Linked DNA regions of Mus musculus: region 2 is linked to region 1. A link is a loop called in an ENCODE intact Hi-C map of the cell type or tissue named here. Cell type or tissue: heart. All regions are shown on one strand. Links, peaks and the distances in the headings refer to the core of each region. The heading gives the core; the rest is flanking DNA. Region 1 overlaps Calcr (calcitonin receptor). Region 2 has its middle 51 kb from the start of Gm52885.

The links. Hi-C counts contacts between places; a loop is a spot of excess contacts. Peaks named below come from ENCODE experiments on the same cell type or tissue, not always from the same donor. Only the 100,000 strongest peaks of a DNase experiment are listed, where the experiment ranks them.
Region 2: it touches region 1 in a loop (3-fold over the local background); 7 of 42 quality-filtered maps call a loop at or near these places.

What each region holds. Positions count from the first base shown.
Region 1 is chr6:3,741,389-3,750,910 of GRCm38, forward strand. The region is part of intron 3 of Calcr (calcitonin receptor); the gene reads right to left. Among named protein-coding and RNA genes, the nearest start is that of Calcr, 17 kb to the right of the region's middle. In heart, for the core only: a CTCF peak has its summit at 4,362 (motif pointing left); no DNase peak of the experiment used is centred there.
Region 2 is chr6:3,616,754-3,626,275 of GRCm38, forward strand. No RefSeq gene overlaps it. Among named protein-coding and RNA genes, the nearest start is that of Gm52885, 51 kb to the left of the region's middle. In heart, for the core only: CTCF peaks have their summits at 3,924 and 4,184; no DNase peak of the experiment used is centred there.

The DNA.
Region 1 (9,522 bases), core at 422-8,421:
CTGCTCAGGGCTCATTTCATGCGGAGCAGGAGGAAGGGCGCTGAAGCAGCTTTCCCAGGCTGAATATGAGCTCATCTTTCCTGCGAGCTGTCCCACACTTCCCTCAGACCACAAGAGGGGCGGAAAACAGGCAGCAGAGTACAACCAACCGCCTGCACTTTTCCCCTTGTGATGCTGCATCGGGCACAGAAGGATATACTACTATAGTATAACTGGTAGAAAGAAAAGAAAGCACACACAAACACACACTCAGGAGATTATTGGTGTACTCTGTAACCCCGAGACCCCATGCACAGGGCATTTCTGTTGATAGTTTTATCAGGACCGAAAGAACCTATTTGGTTCTTTATTAAAACATCTAGCCGGGCGTAGTGGCGCAAGCCTTTAATCCCAGCACTAGGGAGGCAGAGGCAGGTGGATTTCTGAGTTTGAGACCAGCCTGGTCTACAAAGTGAGTTCCAGGACAGCCAGGGCTAAACAGAGAAACCCTGCCCCCCCCACCCAAAAGAAACATGTATGTGTTTAATAAAACGTGTATATGTCCCCTCTCTTTTGGGAGCATTTTCAGACTCCTGCTGGCTGGAGAGGAGTGTTTTTGTTAAATTAAGATTTAGGAGGGAAAGATGACTTAAATGGTGTGCATTGAAAGAATTTAAACAGACAATGTAAAAACAGATGCAAAAGATACAACAAAGTAAATTTGCTAAGTGGCTGAACTAAACAGAAATTAAATCCAGCATGTCCTACTGCTGGGGTGTATTTATTGAGAAATCCAGGTCAAAGAGCATCAGCTTGCTGAACTTGTGTGGTGCTTGCCAGTGAAATGACGGGTGCCCCATTGTTGGGACAGCTGATGTTTAGGCTGGCAAGAATCCTGAGAACATGTTTTAAAAAAGACCCTCTGCTGGCAAAAGGCATAGAGATGACTTCATGGGACTTCTGAGTCTAGAATTTCTTTGCTTTTATTACCGATTATTTTTGCTGGATTTTTTATTTTTTGACGCAGTGTTTTTAACTTTAAAACTTAAAAAAAAATCTAAACAAAAATAACTGTCTACTTCCTGAAGTCACACTGGAGTGGGCTGCTGTTCTAACAGTGGCCTCATCTCACCCCTCATTCGATGTCTGACAAGGGTGTTGCTGGAGTTAAAACAGCAAGCACCGTCCTCACCGCACTCTGTGTTTGGGCCACAACTTTGGGTCTGGAAGGAGACCCAAAGTGAGTGTCTCCTCACCAACTAAGCATGTAAAATGGCAACACCCACTACCAAACATTTAACAGTTTAACTGGTTTAATTCCGATGCTGTAAATGCATATATAGAGAGTGAGTGTAAGCACTGAAACAAATATTCGTTTTTAGAAATGTTTGGCCATAATACCTTTGGAAATGTCATTATATTTTCAGGGGAGCATTAGCTCACACACTTTAACAAAGACTCTCCTTACAGTAGTATGTTCATGATAGATAAACACCCTCTGGTCTTATTGTATGGGTTGTCCTGCCTATTCAGAAATAGTGGTAGAGCTCCTAAAACTTCTAGAGATGTTATAGGTGTAAGTAGGCAGATTGGAATGAGAATTTCAGCCTGCAAAGCGTACCTAGCAGCACCCAGCGAGAAGACATTAGATGATCATTTCATAGAGCTCACTTGTCTTTGAAATCCATGGCGTTCATCACGCCCGACATAGGATTTCAATTTACTGTGTGCCAACTGCTGGGCAAAGAAAGCTCTTATGGCTATTTGAAAAAAATAAATGAAAAGTATTGCATAAATGATATTTTAATTATCACACATACTAATATAATATAATAATGCTAATACTTTTATGGTTTTGGACCTTAAGAAACCAAAACCTTAAATTTCAGAAGCAAAATATTTTATGTGGATATTTTTATGTTATTTTTTTTCCCTCATGAAACATGATACCAACTTTCCTTCAGTAAAGAACTTGAGGAGAGGTAAGATTACAGGCAGAGAGGCAGAGGAGTTGAGAGGCAGAGAGCTCCTCGTATCACCCAGGTTGTCTAGGTAGTGTTTGAATGAGAACAGGGCGCCACATCAGGACCTAGTCCCAGGGAGGATGTATTACACTTGGGAAATCATTCTTCATATTCACAAGAAACAGCTGGTCCTAGTAAAATCATGGGACAGAGTCAGGTTTTTCTGTACATCCTGACTTGTTTCTATGAGATGTTTTCAGACATTCCATCTCATTAAAGGACTCAGAACATGAACGAGGGGCTGTTGTTTCAAGACAAGAATTTGTGGAGCTGTCCTGATGGCGGAGTCTGTAAACAAATGTTTAGTCTATTCAAGGACCTATTTCTCAGAGTTGAGGATGTTCCTATCTCTGGATGTCCCCAACCCTGTTCACTTCAAATGAGTCCAACTCTGCAAATGTTAGCTAGCGTGGAGGGCACATGAATAATTTTGCTGAGAGTTAGCTGATACCAGGTCTCCATTTCTGTGTTTTGTTTTGTTTTCTGAATATTTGTCACTTCAGAACTTTTCAGGGGGCAAAAAAGCCAACTGTCATTGGGTATCTTCCTTCAGTGTTCTTGACTTTTATCTTTTGAGGCTGTATCTCCCACTGAACCTGATGCTTGCCATTCTGGCTAGGCTGGGTAGCCAGAGAACCCCAGAGCCCTCCTGTTTTCTTTCCCAATATTCTGGGGTTGCCAATGAATCTTACTGAGCCAGATTTCTAAGTAGGTGCTGGGGATCCGAGCCCAGATCCTCAGCCTGTGCTGCTCTACTGAGCCATTTTCCAGCCCCCCCTTTTTTTTTTGTTTTTTTGAGACAGGGTTTCTCTGTATAGACCTGGCTGCCCTGGAACTCACTCTGTAGACCAGGCCGGCCTTGAACTCAGAAATCCACCTGCCTCTGCCTCCCAAGTGCTGGGATTAAAAGTGTGTGCCACCACCGCCCGGCCAGCCCCTTCTTTTTTGATAGCTATGGGCAGTATCTCACTTTTCAGGTGATTCTCATGATTATCAATTCTGTACCCCCTTCCACTAGGGAAATAGAGAGAGAAAAGGATATAGGACTTTTTGAGTAGTCTTAATTTGTAAACTGATTCAAATAGCCAGTTTCAGAGGATGACCCTAGTAAACATAATGGTACTCTTGTGCTACAAATGAGGCCCTTGTTTTTCATAGAAAGTTCCCTAAGAGAATTTTTGGGTAAGATTTATGGTCAGGGTTAGAACCCAAATGAGAACTAAGAGTCTGCTTTCAGAATCCACCCAGTCCATCTGGATATAGAACCCAAGTGTAGCTCAAGGACTTGATGAAGTCCTTACAAAGCAGAGACCATGGAAAGCAAAGGCACTTAAGTGCCGTGTTTGTAACTAACATGTGATGTGTAGGCGGTGAGCAGTGTTTGGGCAAGAATATTCAAAGGGCTTTAAACTAAGTGAGGAGGCTTTTCACTCCCAGTCCCTCAATGTCTGATCTTCTGGAGAGATCAGCTTCACAGGTAAATGCAGAAATTTACTCCTGAACAGTGGCAAAGCTTGTCCCTTGCTCTGTTTTCAGTAAATATCACAAAGGCAAAAATGTAAGGCAAGATCCTTTTGTTTTTCTCAGTATAGGGCATTTAATTGTTGTTTACAGTTTACTACTATAAGATGCTATTTTCCTTCCACAGATCAATTAGCAGACAGAACTATCAATGTAATCAATAGGATATTTTTGAATTATATTGCAAGCAATCATTTCCATTTGGATTAATCTCTCTCTCTCTCTCTCTCTCTCTCTCTCTCTCTCTCTCTCTGACAAACACACACACACACACACACACACACACAGAGGGATGGGGGAGATGACAAAGTACCGACAAGACATATTGAAATAGCTGCAAAGTACTTAACTTTAATCTGATTTGTCCAAATGACTGGTGGATCTGAGCTCCCCAGTGTCTGCTGTGCTATGACTGTGGCTCAGATGCACGGGAGATACCAGTGACACTGGCGACAACCAATTCTACAGCCCAATCTTGGTTTTGCAAATTTCCAAAAAGTTTACTTAAAAAGTGTGTAATATTTAAAGACCCATTTTCTAGTTTTATATGCTTTTTCTTATATCTGAGCAAAAAAAAAAAAAAAGACACAAATGGTGTAAATCGTTGAAGCAACAAGGCATAAGTGGATCTCAAATTAGCATATAGACCCCCAAAGAGAGGATGCATGAATTCAAAATTACTTGATCCTAAAAGATATTTTCAAGAGTAAAGTTAATACCCTGAGTATATATTTAAACAGTTGAGATATGAAGCAGCTCCCTCCTGAGTCTCTGAGCCAAGTTTAAGGGTATATTTCTTTGAACACAAAGGCCACTGAGTGTTAATATTGTGCCACCTACTGGACAGCCTGTTGGCTCCTACAAAACATACTCACAGCATGGAAATGTGTATTTTACCCACAAGGCTTCAGCAGAGGTGAACCATATGATCAAAACACTCTGGACATTTTGATAACACGTTCTGCTCCTTTTACTATTGAAGGCCAAAATTGTTACTAATGAGATTCATGTATTCAGAGTCAATACTAAAACGTTCAAACAACAAGAACACTAACAATGCAACTTCCTTCATTGGGTTTTTCTGCGTCTGGCACTTTAGATTGATTCTCTAGTCACTATAGCAGATTGATTTATAGGCACTGGGGCTAATGTGAGGAGCAGTTAACAAAAATTTGTGGGAATATCTCAGCTACTATCACCTGACACTTTGGGAAAACATGTCATGGGTTTTTTTTTTTTTTTTTTTTTTTTTTGGTCATGGGTTGTTTTATTTGGGGGGGGGGTGTTATGTCTCCTGTACAGTAGGAATAGAAAATTACACATCCTCTGTGCACACAGAGAACACAAATGAGAAAACATCCCAATGTCAGTAAACAAGTAAAATATTTATTATTACTAATAGAAAAAGGCCACTAATTTAAATATTTATACTAATAAAAAAAAAGTCAGTATTAAAAAATATTCAGAGCATAGACAGACCTGACTTCTGCAGACCCAGTTAAGGCTAAGTGATGCTGGCCAATGTTAATTTGCCTCCCAGTGTTTTAATCCCCCCTACAGGCTGACTCTTGTCTAATTTACAAAACAAATGGCTGTGGAGTTGCACAAGGCAAGACACTCTTCTCAAGTCCTCAGATTTAGCAGGTTCTTAGTAGAGATTATAAGTGGCACCCATTAAACTCCACAGGAATGTACACACGCATGCTTTAAAATTAACCAAGTTTAAGAGGCCATCTTTGTGAACTGTTCTGTTACATTTCAATCCACCTGGCTCGGAGTATAGTTAATCATGTTTGCTTTACATGTTCTGTCTGTATATTATATATGATGGCTCAAGGAGACACATTTGTGCTCCAAGATCAAATGGGAATGATACCTATGCAGGACAGTCTACCACTCCATATGACTGTGGCCACAACCGGTCTTCTTGTGTGCACTTATTCTCACTGAGCCTAGAGGTGGTTTCCGTGTCCTACTCAAAGCAGGGCTGTAGCTTAGAAAATTACTGAAAATGAATCAAAAGAAGATGAAAAAGGAGGAGGAGGAAGAAGGGAGGAGGAGGGAGTGAGGAAAGAAAGACAGAAAGAAAGAAAGAAAGAAAGAAAAACAGAAAGAAAGACAGAAAGAAGGAAGGAAGAAAGGATAAACTGACCATTTTTGCTTTTATTATGTTATCTGTGTTAGATTGTTCAAGAAGTTTGCATCTTAATGCCAATTTTGAAATTTGCCAAGGTCAAAAGGTAAACCTGTATATGGTTTTTTTTTTTTTTTTTTTTTTTTTTTTGGCATAGTGTGAGTTTTTCATGTGGGTTTGACAAATTCCCATGAGAATTTGCTTCAAGGCTTTGTGTTGGTTTTGGCATATAAAAAGATGTACCATTTAATAAACCATTGTGAAAGTTGGTGTGCAAATTGTGCTTTATTTGAAATATTCTTTTTATTTGAAGCTCTATTTACTCAACAATCTATTGATCTGGAACTCATGCATCCTAACAGCACCTGGCAGATGTTCTCAACACTTTCTCGGAGGCCTGAATATTTTTTTATTTTATAGATTTAGACGCACTCTGGATATACAAGTCTTTCTAAAAGAGAGTGAGTCTAGATGGGAGGGAAGCAAGTGAGAAAGGAGTTAGAAGGGACATGATTAAAGGTGATGCTCCTAATGTCAAATTTCATTTTCAGTTGACAAAAAAGAATCTTAACCCTAAAGAGGTGCTGGTGGAGGAACTAGAACAGAATCACAGGGCTCAGCATGCATCAGTAGCTGGTTGGCAAAAAACTTAAGACCAATCAGCAATATCGGCCCTAGTTGAAGCAAGGCACTTTTTCAGAAGGAAGTCCCCTCTTCAGGGATAGAATAATTGCAAAATCATAAAGACAGAGTCAGTAACTGTCCCGTTCGCCAAGCCATGTGTGTGACCTATGTGTGTGCGGGTCATTCTCACGTGGTGAATTCTATCAGGAATGTTTAGTCATTTGCCCTGCATTGATCAGCCAGAGCCTTTTGCAGACATGATAATCTGGAGAGTCAGCACCACAGAATGAGAGGAAACTGAGGCACAAAAAATGTTAAAGTGCTTGCATTAGGCCATCATCAGTAAGTAGTGTGGTATGTTTGACCTTAGAATATCTGACACCAGAGTCCCTGTGAATAACTACTGCATCAAAGCAGCCTGGTGATTCTGGAGATTCTAGGCCATCTCCCTAGGACTTAACAGGTGATATGGATTTCTATATAAGCAAGGTCTGACTGAATAAAACAGAGCTCCTTTGTCAGAACTCTACATGGGGTGAGGAATTCCATAGAGAAACAGAAGGTGCTCAGAAGGGAATTTTGGCTGCATCAGGTTGCAGCCATGTTCATGATGCAAAATAGAGCAGGCCCAGTTAGCTCAGGCCTCTGAGGGAGTATGAGGAAGCTACTGGACGGTTGACTCATTATCCTTGAGCTGCCTTTGAGGAGGGAAAAGCAGGTCCTCACACTCCTGGGCTCACTGGAAATAGCCAGGATAGAGTAAGCTGGTACCTCAGAATAAATTTGACAGGATTTATGTGAAAAGTCACTTATGGAATGGAAACTCAAAGCAACACATTGAATGCCTGCCTGTGTTGAAGTTGTTTGCAAATCCTTTCAAACAATTGTCAAAGGGAAGATATTGAATGCCAAACTTTGCAAATCATTTTTTTGATGTAGGCAAGTAACAAAATAAAAATGGCAGTGATTACAAGCATATCACGGTGCTTATCAAGTTGATTAAAACAGGTAGAAACAACAATAAAATATGTTCTGAAATAGTGTCTTTAAAAATGGGTCTTTACAAGTAAGAATTTGATGGTGAGAAATCTCACCTTGGGCTGCCTGGTAAATAGATGGAGCTTATCATAGTTTTACTCTGTTTTAAATTTCAATTAAAACATCCATTTCCCGCTGTGGTCTTTTTTCAACAGTGTGAAAAGGAAAAAAAATTACCTTTAATGGGGAGGAAGCATACAGATAGGAGGGGAGGAGTGTAGTAAGGAAGGCTTCCTGGATCCACTAGTTAGTTGCAAGTTAACGCTATACTGAAGGATATTTGAATTTGGTTGCCTAGAGCAAGACTGCTTTAAAATAGCAAAGGAGGCATGGATAAAGAAAATGGGAATGGGGTTTTACTCTCAGTGCTTTGCTGTTAATATGGAAGTACACCTAGATCTGCAGGGCATGGATGTCCCAGCTGAGAGACAGGAAGGGCATTCTGAGCCTCCAGGGACCCAGTTATGTGCATTTACCTGCAGTGGCCTTGTAGTTCCAAAGAGGGAGGCCATAAAGTCTCTTCTATTTCACTTTTAATGATGGCAGGGAGGCATGGGCAAAATACCCAGGCACTTGAAAAAGCATTTTGAGTACTTCCACTCACTACTTTTAATGGAAAAAAGTTAATCTCTGAAGAAATATGTTGATCTATAGGCGTAAATACTTTAAAGCCGTTTTCATAAATTTGTCTAACTGGAAATGTCAGAATTATCTCCCACTGGCTTGCTCACACTTCTCACCGGTGGCTTTCTCTTGGGTAATACTGACTTTTCCTTGCAAACTCAGTCTTGTACTATCCCTATCTGGGGGTTGACATCCCATGTGACAATTTCTCTGCTGCAACCTTGCATCCCAAATCAGAAGAAGATATAAAACGTAATTAGTAACTATTAAGATTCTATGTTCAGGATACTCATTCTCGCAACCCAGGGTATATCCATATGACCTTGCTCTAAATACATTAGGAGCAGCTATTTAAGTTCCAGATGTCTAATGAACTCTGAGCGAGAAATGGAATGCTACATTAAGAGAAAAACAAGCCCTGTAGAAGAAAGGAAAAGGAATTGGTTTCCTTCCTCATTTGTTTCTTCTGGGGACTAAGTCACAGCCTACTTCTGCTTTCTCTTTACAAAGGCAGAAACCTTCTGTTCTTTAGCATTAGGGTGAAAGCAACGCGTCTAAGGAAGCAGTGCGTGCAATTATCTCTAATATTCTACCAGCAAAGTTATGCTGTAATCTAGATGTGCTGGGTGACTGTACAGGATAATTAATAGACTTGGAATAGAGTAAGAATAAGAGTAAAAGTGGTTGTACAGGATAATTAAAAGACTTGGAATAGAGTAAAAATGGTTGGTATAAATATATCCAGCTTTGCTTTACCAATCCTGTTCATGGAACAAAATTTCTGTGACTAATTGGTTATTATTAAATGCCTAGGCCATGAGGTTGTCTCATTGTCTGACTAGTTCTTAACTTAGTTAACTAATTGAACTCTTCTATATCTATCTTTTGGTAAGTTACCTCTACTTAAGTACTTAAGTCCTTAACACCATCACCTAAGTTTTAGCTCATGTTGGAATCTGTGCTGTGCTCCCCCCATTCTATATGAGGGTCAAAATAATAATAAAGAATATATAAGTTGTCAGAGGTTTAATTCAGTGGCAGAGTACAATACTGATATATATTTGACTATAGGTTTGCTACCCACTACAACAGAAAATTGGGAGAGAGAGAGAGAGAGAGAAAGAGAGAGAGAGAGAGAGAGAGATTCACTCCTGTGTGATTCCTGCATGTTTGATAATTTCCCCCTGTATTATATAAAATCTATGTAAGACTTCACTTTGAAATTTTATTTTCCTTACAGAAATCTGTGCATAAGGAAAGCCAAGCACTAGGTTCTAAAGATGGAGCCCCAGCTGCTGGAGTAGTGCTGCTTTACACAGTAGTAAATGTCTATTAAACGAAAGGGCAGAGACACTGCTTGATGCGTGTATATGGTGTTCAGCTGGAGTTCAGGTGTTTTGTATATGGAGAGGGTTGTTCTATGAGAGTAGATTAGACAAGGCTGGCGACAGCCTTCCCTTAAATGTCTTTTAAAACTAGAAAGTGTATATATGTATATTTTACAAAGGCCAGAAGCTTACAGTTTAAGAATTAATGCTATTTTCTCCCATTGTTCCAAGTATGAGGCAGAAGGCACGG
Region 2 (9,522 bases), core at 769-8,768, 120 kb before region 1:
ACAAAATAAATAATAGAAAGCCAACATTCATATGGAAACTGAACAACACTCTTCTCAATGATACCTTGGTCAAGGAAGGAATAAAGAAAGAAATTGAAGACGTTTTAGAGTTTAATGAAAATGAAGCCACAACATACCCAAACTTAAGCGACACAATGAAAGCATTTCTAAGAGTAAAACTCATAGCTCTGAGTGCCTCCAAAAAGAAACTAGAGAGAGCACACACTAGCAGCTTGACAACATACCTAAAAGCTCTAGAACAAAAGGAAGCAAATTCACCCAAGAGGAGTAGACAGCAGGAAATAATCAAACTCGGGGGCAAAATCAACCAAGTGGAAACAAGAAGAAATATTCAGAGAATCAACCAAAGGAGGAGCTGGTTCTTTAAGAAAATCAACAAGATAGATAAACACTTAGAAAGACTCACTAGAGGGCACAGGGAAAACATCCTAATTAACAAAATCAGAAATGAAAAGGGAGACATAAGAACAGATCCTGAAGAAATCCAAAATATCATCAGATCCTTCTACAAAAGGCTATACTCAACAAAACTGGAGAACCTGGATGAAATGGACAAGTTTCTAGACAGATACCAGGTACCAAAGTTAAATCAAGATCAGGTTAATGATCTAAACAGTCCTATATCCCCTAAAGAAATAGAAACAGTCATTAATAGTCTCCCAACCAGAAAAAGCCCAGGACCAGATGGGTTTAGCACAGAGTTCTATCAGACCTTCAAAGAAGATCTAATCCCAGTTCTTCACAAACTATTCCACAAAATGGAAGTAGAAGGTACTCTACCCAACTCATTCTATGAAGCCACAATTACTCTGATACCTAAACCACAAAAAGACCACACAAAGATAGAGAACTTCAGACCAATTCCCCTTATGAACATCGATGCAAAAATACTCAATAAAGTTCTTGCTAACCGAATCCAAGAACACATCAAAACAATCATCCATCCTGACCAAGTAGGTTTCATCCCAGGGATGCAGGGATGGTTCAATATATGGAAATCCATCAATGTAATCCAGTATATAAACAAACTCAAAGACAAAAAACACATGATCATCTAGTTAGATGCTGAGAAAGCATTTGACAAAATCCAACACCCATTCATGATAAAAGTCTTGGAAAGATCAGGAATTCAAGGCCCATACCTAAACATGATAAAAGCAATCTACAGCAAACCAATAGCCAACATCAAAGTAAATGGTGAGAAGCTGGAAGCAATCCCACTAAAATCAGGGACTAGACAAGGCTGCTCACTTTCTCCCTACCTATTCAACATTGTACTTGAAGTCTTAGCCAGAGCAATTCGACAACAAAAAAAGATCAAGGGGATACAAATTGGAAAGGAAAAAGTCAAAATATCACTTTTTGCAGATGATATGATAGTATATATAAGTGACCCTAAAAATTCCACCAGAAAACTCCTAAACATGATAAACAGCTTCAGTGCAGTAGCTGGATATAAAACTAAATCAAAGAAATCAGTGACCTTTCTCTATACAAAGGATAAACAGGCTGAGAAAGAAATTAGGGAAACAACACCCTTCTCAATAGTCACAAATAATATAAAATACCTTGGTGTGACTCTAACTAAGGAAGTGAAAGATCTGTATGATAAGAACTTCAAGTCTCTGAAGAAAGAAATTGACAAAAATCTCCGAAGATGGAAAGATCTCCCATGCTCATGGATTGGCAAGATCAATATAGTCAAAATGGTTTTCCTACCGAAAGCAATCTACAGATTCAATGCAATCCCCATCATATTCCAACTCAATTCTTCAACAAATTAGAAAGGGCAATTTGCAAATTCATCTGGAATAACAAAAAACCTAGGGTAGGAAAAACTCTTCTCAATGATAAAAGAACCTCTGGTGGAATCACCATGCCTGACCTAAAGCTGTACTACAGAGTAATTGTGATAAAAACTGCATGGTACTGGTATAATGACAGACAAGTAGACCAATGGAATAGAATTGAAGACCCAGAAATGAACCCACACACCTATGGTCACTTGATCTTTGACAAGGGAGCAAAAACCATCCAGTGGAAAAAAGACAGCTTTTTCAACAAATGGTGCTGGCACAACTGACAGTTATCATGTAGAAGAATGCGAATTGATCCATTTCTATCTCCTTGTACTAAGGTCAAATCTAAGTGGATTAAGGAACTCCACATAAAACCAGAGGCACTGAAACTTATAGAGGAGAAAGTGGGGAAAAGCTTTGAAGATATGGGTACAGGGGAAAAATTCCTGAATAGAACAGTAATGGCTTGTGCTGTAAGATCAATAATCGGCAAACGGGTAAATTGCAAAGCTTCTGCAAGGCAAAAGACATCGTCAATAAGACAAAAAGGCTACCAACAGATTGGGAAAGGATCTTTACCAATCCTAAATCAGTAGGGGACTAATATCCAATATATATAAAGAACTCAAGAAGATGGACTCCAGAAAACCAAATAACCCCATTAAGAAATGGGGCTCCTAGCTAAACAAAGAATTCTCACCTGAGGAATATGAATGGCTGAGAAGCACCTGAAAAAATGTTCAACATCCTTAAGCATCAGAGAAATGCAAATCAAAACAACACTGAGATTCCACTTCACTCCAGTCAGAATGGCTAAGATCAAAAATTCAGGTTACAGCAGATGCTGGCAAGGATGTGGAGAAAGAGGAACACTCCTCCATTTCTGGTGGGATTGCAAGCTGGTACAACCAGTCTGGAAATCAGTCTGGTGATTCCTCAGAAAATTGGACATAGTACTACTGGAAGATCCAGCAATACCTCTCCTGGACATATATCCAGAAGATGTTCCAACTGGTAATAAGAACACATGCTCCACTATGTTCATAGCAGCCCTATTTATAATAGCCAGAAGCTGGAAAGAACCCAGATGTCCTGCAACAGAGGAATGGATACAGAAAATGTGGTACATTTACACAATGGAGTACTCCTCAGCTATTAAAAACAATGAATTTATGAAATTCCTAGGCAAATGGATGGACCTGGAGGGCATCATCCTGAGTGAGGTAACCCAATCACAAAAGAACTCACACAATATGTACTCACTGATAAGTGGATATTAGCCCAGAAACTTAGAATACCCAAGATATGTATCAAAAGATGGCCTAGTCGGCCATCACTGGAAAGAGAGGCCCATTGGACTTGCAAACTTTATATGCCCCAGTACAGGGGAATGCCAGGGCCAAGAAGTGGGAGTGGGTGGGTAGGGGAGTGGGGGGGGGTGACTTTTGGGATAGCATTGGAAATGTAAATGAAATAAATACCTAATTAAAAAATAATAGATGGAAGTCCATGGAGGAGAGTTCTATTAAAAGAGAGAGAGAGAGAGAGAGAGAGAGAGAGAGAGAGAGAGAGAGAGAGAGAGAAAGAGAGGAAGAGAAGAGAAGAGAAGAGAAGAGAAGAGAAGAGAAGAGAAGAGAAGAGAAGAGAAGAGAAGAGAAGAGAAGAGAAGAGAAGAGAGGAGAGTGTCAGGTTCCCTGGGGTTGGAATTACAGTCAGTTGTGAGTTGACTGACATGAGTTCTGGGAACTGAACTGAGTTCCTTTGCAAGAGCACTAAATGCTCTTAACCACGGAGCCATTTGTACCAGACAAATTAATCTGTCTGATGTGGAAAGCAGCCATCACAGCCCAACTCTCTGCAGAGAAGCGGTAGTATGCTGACTTAACTTACCCGAAAAGAAATGTTCTCTATTAGCCAGCGAATAAAAGCAAAACAAAAAGGGAGGTGTTACTTGATTGTTTACACTAGCATTGTCATCAGGATGCTGTGTTCATTATGAGGCTACGTGATACCACCTTGACATGGATGTACTGGGAAGATGTGTAAGGCTACATGCAACAGAGTATGACTAAAATGTGATCTTGCTACTCCAAGCTTGAAGGTACACTGCGTTGGTTTCGGTTTCTCTGGTCGCCTGTGGTTTCCACCATGACCACTAGGTGGCAGCTGTGGCTCCAAGCTGAAGAATGTCTAGGGACAAAAGCTGGAAATTACTGTTACCGAGGAAGAAGCCCCTTCCAGATCTTTCGGTTATGGCTTGGATATGAAGTGTCCTTCCTAAGAGGCTGTGTTGAAGTCTTGGCTCTGGTCTGATGTTCTTACTGAGAGGTAACTGAATTACAAAGACACTAACTCCATTAATGGGTGAGTCTGTTGATGAGTACACAGCGGAAAGGGCTTCCCAACTTGGACACGTTACATAGTTACATAAACCCTTGTGTCTCCACACCCTTGTGTCTGTGTCTCAAATGGCTCAATAGAGACCCAAACCTCTCCTGTCATATGCCAGATTGCTCAAGTAAGTCAAGAGAACTCCAGATTTAAGGAGAACTGTGCTGTAATTTAGGTATCTATGAAAAACAATGGCTTTACTACCTTGGTACGCTATAGGGAGAGTTGTCAGGAGGTAGATCCTTACACAGCAGTGGAGCAAGGCACACTGTCTCTGTTCCTGGAGCTCAAAATAACGGAGTAGGGAATTTTGGGCAGGAAGTAAGTCTGGCTACTTAATTTAAAATATATATTTTTATTTTATTTTATTTTATTTTATTTTATTTTACTTGGTTTGTTTTCAAGGTAGAATTTCTCTGTGTAGCCCTTGGCTGTACTGGAATCTGTAGACCAGGCTGGCCTCGAACTTAGAGATCTGCCTGTCTATGTATCCTGAGTTCTGAGATTGAAGGCATATACCACCACCACCACCAGCACCACCATCATCTCTCTCTCTCTCTCTCTCTCTCCCTCTCTCTCTCTCTCTACCTCTACCTCTACCTCTATCTCTCTCTCTCCTGTGCACTAAAAATTATGATTGGCATGCCTTTTTAATAAATGCATATGACTATTCTGGACTATTAAGAGCAAAACATAAATAAAAAATAAATAAAAAATAAAAAGAAGGTGAGAACTAAAGTTATTCTTAGGTTTCCATAAAGCTTTGTGCACACATATATATGGGCATGCACACAGACATAGGAACATACCCACCCACCCACATACACACACACACACACACACACACACACACACACGATCCTGATAGAATTTTTTTCCCTAACAGTGTATCAGGATGGCCATCTTCACCTGTTCACCAGCCAAAATTCCAAAGATGGAAGAGTGATGAGACAAGTTGACTTTTGAAAATGCCCAAAATGCATCCTTAAGTTTGCATTGATATACTTTCTCCTGATGAAGCACATCAAGACTATGAGTTCTGTGAACTTAAAAAAAAAAATACACGCACGCACACACACACACACACACACACACACATATATATATATATATATACACACACAAAGAATGTGAAAAACACTTTATTGCCTGTAGTTTTAAAATGCTACCGCCTTTGCCCAGGACTGGACCATGCTCTGGCCCCTCCCAGCTTCCCCTTTGTTCTACCTGGCTTAGCTCTGGGATTGGCCACTTTACCTGTCCACTCATGAGGTCCTTGAATATGAGGATAAAAGACATACACACAGAGCTCTTGCACGCGCCCAAATGGCCAGGAAGAACGACGCTGCAACAGGATCCTTCTGCACACGTTTATTCAGTCCTGTTTCTTCTTTCTCTATATCTCCCTTGTTTATATCTCCCTTGTTTATATCTCCCAATAATAATCCTCTCTTGAATAATAATCCTCCCTCTAACCCGGGCCTCTCACTCTTTTATACTCTCAGTTCCCATCCACACACAGCAGGCCACGCCACCTTACCAGGCACGCAGCTTCAGCTAATCAGGGCAGCAGGGGCATATCTCCATCAAAATGGATTCACCGGTATCCTGGTACACCTGCGCAGCTCTCAAGATGTTTGTGGCTTATATGAGGAAGTCAGGTGCAAGTCATATGACTTAGCTGCAGTCCCTGGTGCCTTTGGGACTGCCGCCACACCCGCTCCTCACACAGAGCTGTGTTACTTTATAACTTGTCTACTAGACACAATTACTGGGTACAGATATGTCCCACCTGGAAAATCGTGCCCTTACCAGTTTATTAACCAGTTTATTATCTCTGACTTTTCTTCTGCCCTAAACTTAGCAGCTAGTCCCACCTAATCCTTGCCAAACATCCTTGGCCACCTGCCTTAGCAGGCCCAAGATATCCCTGAGTGTGAGGAGCGGGTGTGGCAGCAGTCCCAAGATGGTGCCCGGGACTGCAGCCAAGTCTTATGACTTGCACCTGACTTCCTCATACACCTGAAAATAAGCTGCATCCATCGTGAGAACTGCGCAGGTGCACCATGATGCAAGATGGGACCATATGACGAGTGATGATTCTGGCCAATGGACTGCTGTTCCGTGGACTGGGCTGATGGGACGTGGTTGAGAGGATATATAAGGGAATGCAATTGGGGGTGGGGGGTTGTTGTTGTGTTTTCCTGGAGAGATTGATTTCTGGAGAGAGATTAATGCATGATATTGAAAGGTTCCTGAATAAACTGCTTTGAGAACGTAGTGTTGTCGCTCTTTTCTGCTGGTCGGAATAGGAGGCGACGCCTGAGGTCTTACATGATTGTTGTGTTGTTCTTCCTCCAATGTATGGCAGAAAAAGCTTCTCTCCTTCCTTGTGACTGCCTTTTCCTCTTGGGACAGAAAGTCCTACCTATACCTTCCACCCAACAATCCCTCCCACCGCCTCTTTCTTTACTGACAAATCAAAAACCAACTTACACCACTTTTGCTGTACAATTGATAGTAACAATCTAAATGTAAGCCGACAGACACTAAGAATGTTTTAAATTCCTTGTCTCAGTCCATTTGACCTTAAAGTCTGCATTGTACTAATGTTATTATCTTCCCCAAACTCTATGAGGGAGGAAACAGGCATATGATCCACTTACTTTCTGTGAAATTGTCACAGAATCAGTTAAATGCTGAGGTGGAGTTAGGTAAGAGATGTAGAAATTTATTTTCATTCATTCCATAGCCTATGTGTTTGCCAACTACCCTGTAAATCATCCCAATTATGTGAATTTTGTTTGCTTAATTTGGGAAAATATATATCTTACCCTGTGCAAAGTTAATGTGTCCTTTCTCCCCCAATTTTCTCCTTCCTCAGACTTAGAGTTGGATATGTGTTGATGGCATCCTGTCCCTAACTGATTTCTGGTCACTTTTCTATGCCATCGTGTGAGAAAGCCTTTCATTTGCTCTAAAATGGGATAGTACCTACTCCCTAGGGGTGAGGAAGGAAATAAGCTTTAGAACAGGGCTTAGTTTGTAAGTAAATGGTCAGCATTGTTTACCTTATTTGTGGAGAAGGGAGTCACAGCTGGAGTAGTATGCATTTCCCAAAGTCATGCTGAAAAATGGGGCCAGAGCTTAAACCCCATGCTCTTCCTGTCTGTGTATCTAGGAATTGTGATTTACAAACTGCCCACTGACTAGCCTCATTACATTTCTTTTTTTTAATTAATTAATTTATTTATTTATTAGATATTTTCTTTATATACATTTCAAATGCTATCCCTATACCCTCCCCAACCCCCCCTGCTTCCCTACCCACCCACTTCCACTTCTTGGCCCTGGTATTTCCCCTGTACTGGGGCATATAAAGTTTGCAATATCAAGGGGCCTCTCTTCTCAATGATGATCGACTAGGCCATCTTCTGCTACATATGCAGCTAGAGACTCGAGCTCTGGGGGTACTGGTTAGTTCATACTGTTGTTCCACCTATAGGGTTGCAGATCCCTTCAGCTCCTTGGGTGCTTTCTCTAGCTTCTCCATTGGGAGTCCTGTGTTTCATCTTATAGATGACTGTGAGCATCCACTTTTGTATTTGCCAGGCACTGACATAGCCTCATATGAGACAGCTATAACAGGGTCCCTTCAGCAAAATCTTTCTGGCATATGCAATAGTGTCTGGGTTTGGTGGCAGGAGCCTCATTACATTTCTGCAGGGTACTGGTGTGCTTGAATCTCATGCTCCTATCCATTTCCTGTCTTAGTCTTTTGTCTTATTCCCAAAGGGTTAGTTAGCACACTGTATGATTCATGCGGATCCTTGGTGAGATTCCTTCAATTTTGTGTGCCTCTACATTTAATAGCAGAGCCTATTGCTAGCAGAAAGTAACATGTCTTGCTTTGTAAATGTGAGAATCCATGGTTACACCATGTACAGGCAAAGGCTCTGGAGTATTCACTTTTGAAAAATTCCCCAAAGGGTCCTCTTCTGACTGTTAAGAAATTCATGAGACACTGTCACTCTTTCAGCTCCAAAGGAAATTCCAACTGTTTTGCTCTTGGTTTTACTGTGGAGAAAATTTTCTGTTTAAGGTATACTCTTCTCCCAATCTGCATTCAGGGAGTCTGAGCATGGGAGGTTGAGTAACAGGAGACCTTCAAGGAATAGAATTCGCCTGCATGGGGCAGCAGGGCAAAGAGTCCCTTGCACCTCGTTCCCTTGTCCCACAATGGATCTCCTTCCACTATTCCTGCTATTCCCTCCATCCCTTTTCTGTCCAAGTCATCCCACTGTGGTCTGTGTTCCAGCCCCAAATGTATTGATGATACATTTGTATCAAGGAACAGGAGAAACAGGGAGCACTCACTTATTTTAGCTCACACTGAGATCAGTACTTTGTTAGATTCATTGTTTCACATTCTTGGAAAGTTGAGGGAGGAACAAACCAAGTGAGAGACAAATCTAATGGAAATGTGTGAGAAAGTCAGCAGATGCATTTGTGTGGCTGAGAAACAATTGGAGTGGGGGCTCTAATTATTATTATTTTTTAATGATTCTTTGTGGCTGCAAATTTATAACTCAAAAGATCTGTACTTCCCTCTGCAGGCTGATATGTCCACATACATACTTCCTTCACCCTGCTTCATTGACTAAACAAACGTGTGCTGCCTGCTGTTTCTGCAGATAATGGGGTGGTTATTTGAAAATTTATTTAGGCTGAAGTGCATTGGTTACTTCTTCTGAGTCATTAATCTTTGATACAAGGCTTGCAAGCAAAGTAACTGCAGTTCATGTCTCTGAGATTTACATATGTGTCAATAAAATTCTAAATGAGATAGTTAGTGACCATGCACAGATGCAGAGGTGGCAGTATCTGATGTACTCAGTAAGTACCTGACCATTGGAAACTGAGATACTTAGTAAGTACCTTAGTTTTAGAAACTGACAGATGTTGCCCTACTAATTAAGGTCTAAGTCTATCATTGTTTGGATAGCCATCAGAGCTTAGCACTATATGGAGGACTCTTCTCTGGCAGGGCTTCCACTTCTCTGACCTTGTCTGGGGAATTCAAGCTGCATCCTCCTCCCCCACAGAGGAATGTCATGTAGCCCTGGTTAGATTGCAGGTTCAACTTCTGTTCTCTGAGAAGAACCTATTCATCTAGCATCTTAGATTCCTGAAATGTTTCCCCATACTAATGAGGCATTTGGAGCTGTAAGCCTTAAGAGCCTTTGCCCATCCTGGATATTCTGACTCCCATCCCCCAAATTATATAAGAAGTTGACATGCCTCTCCGAAG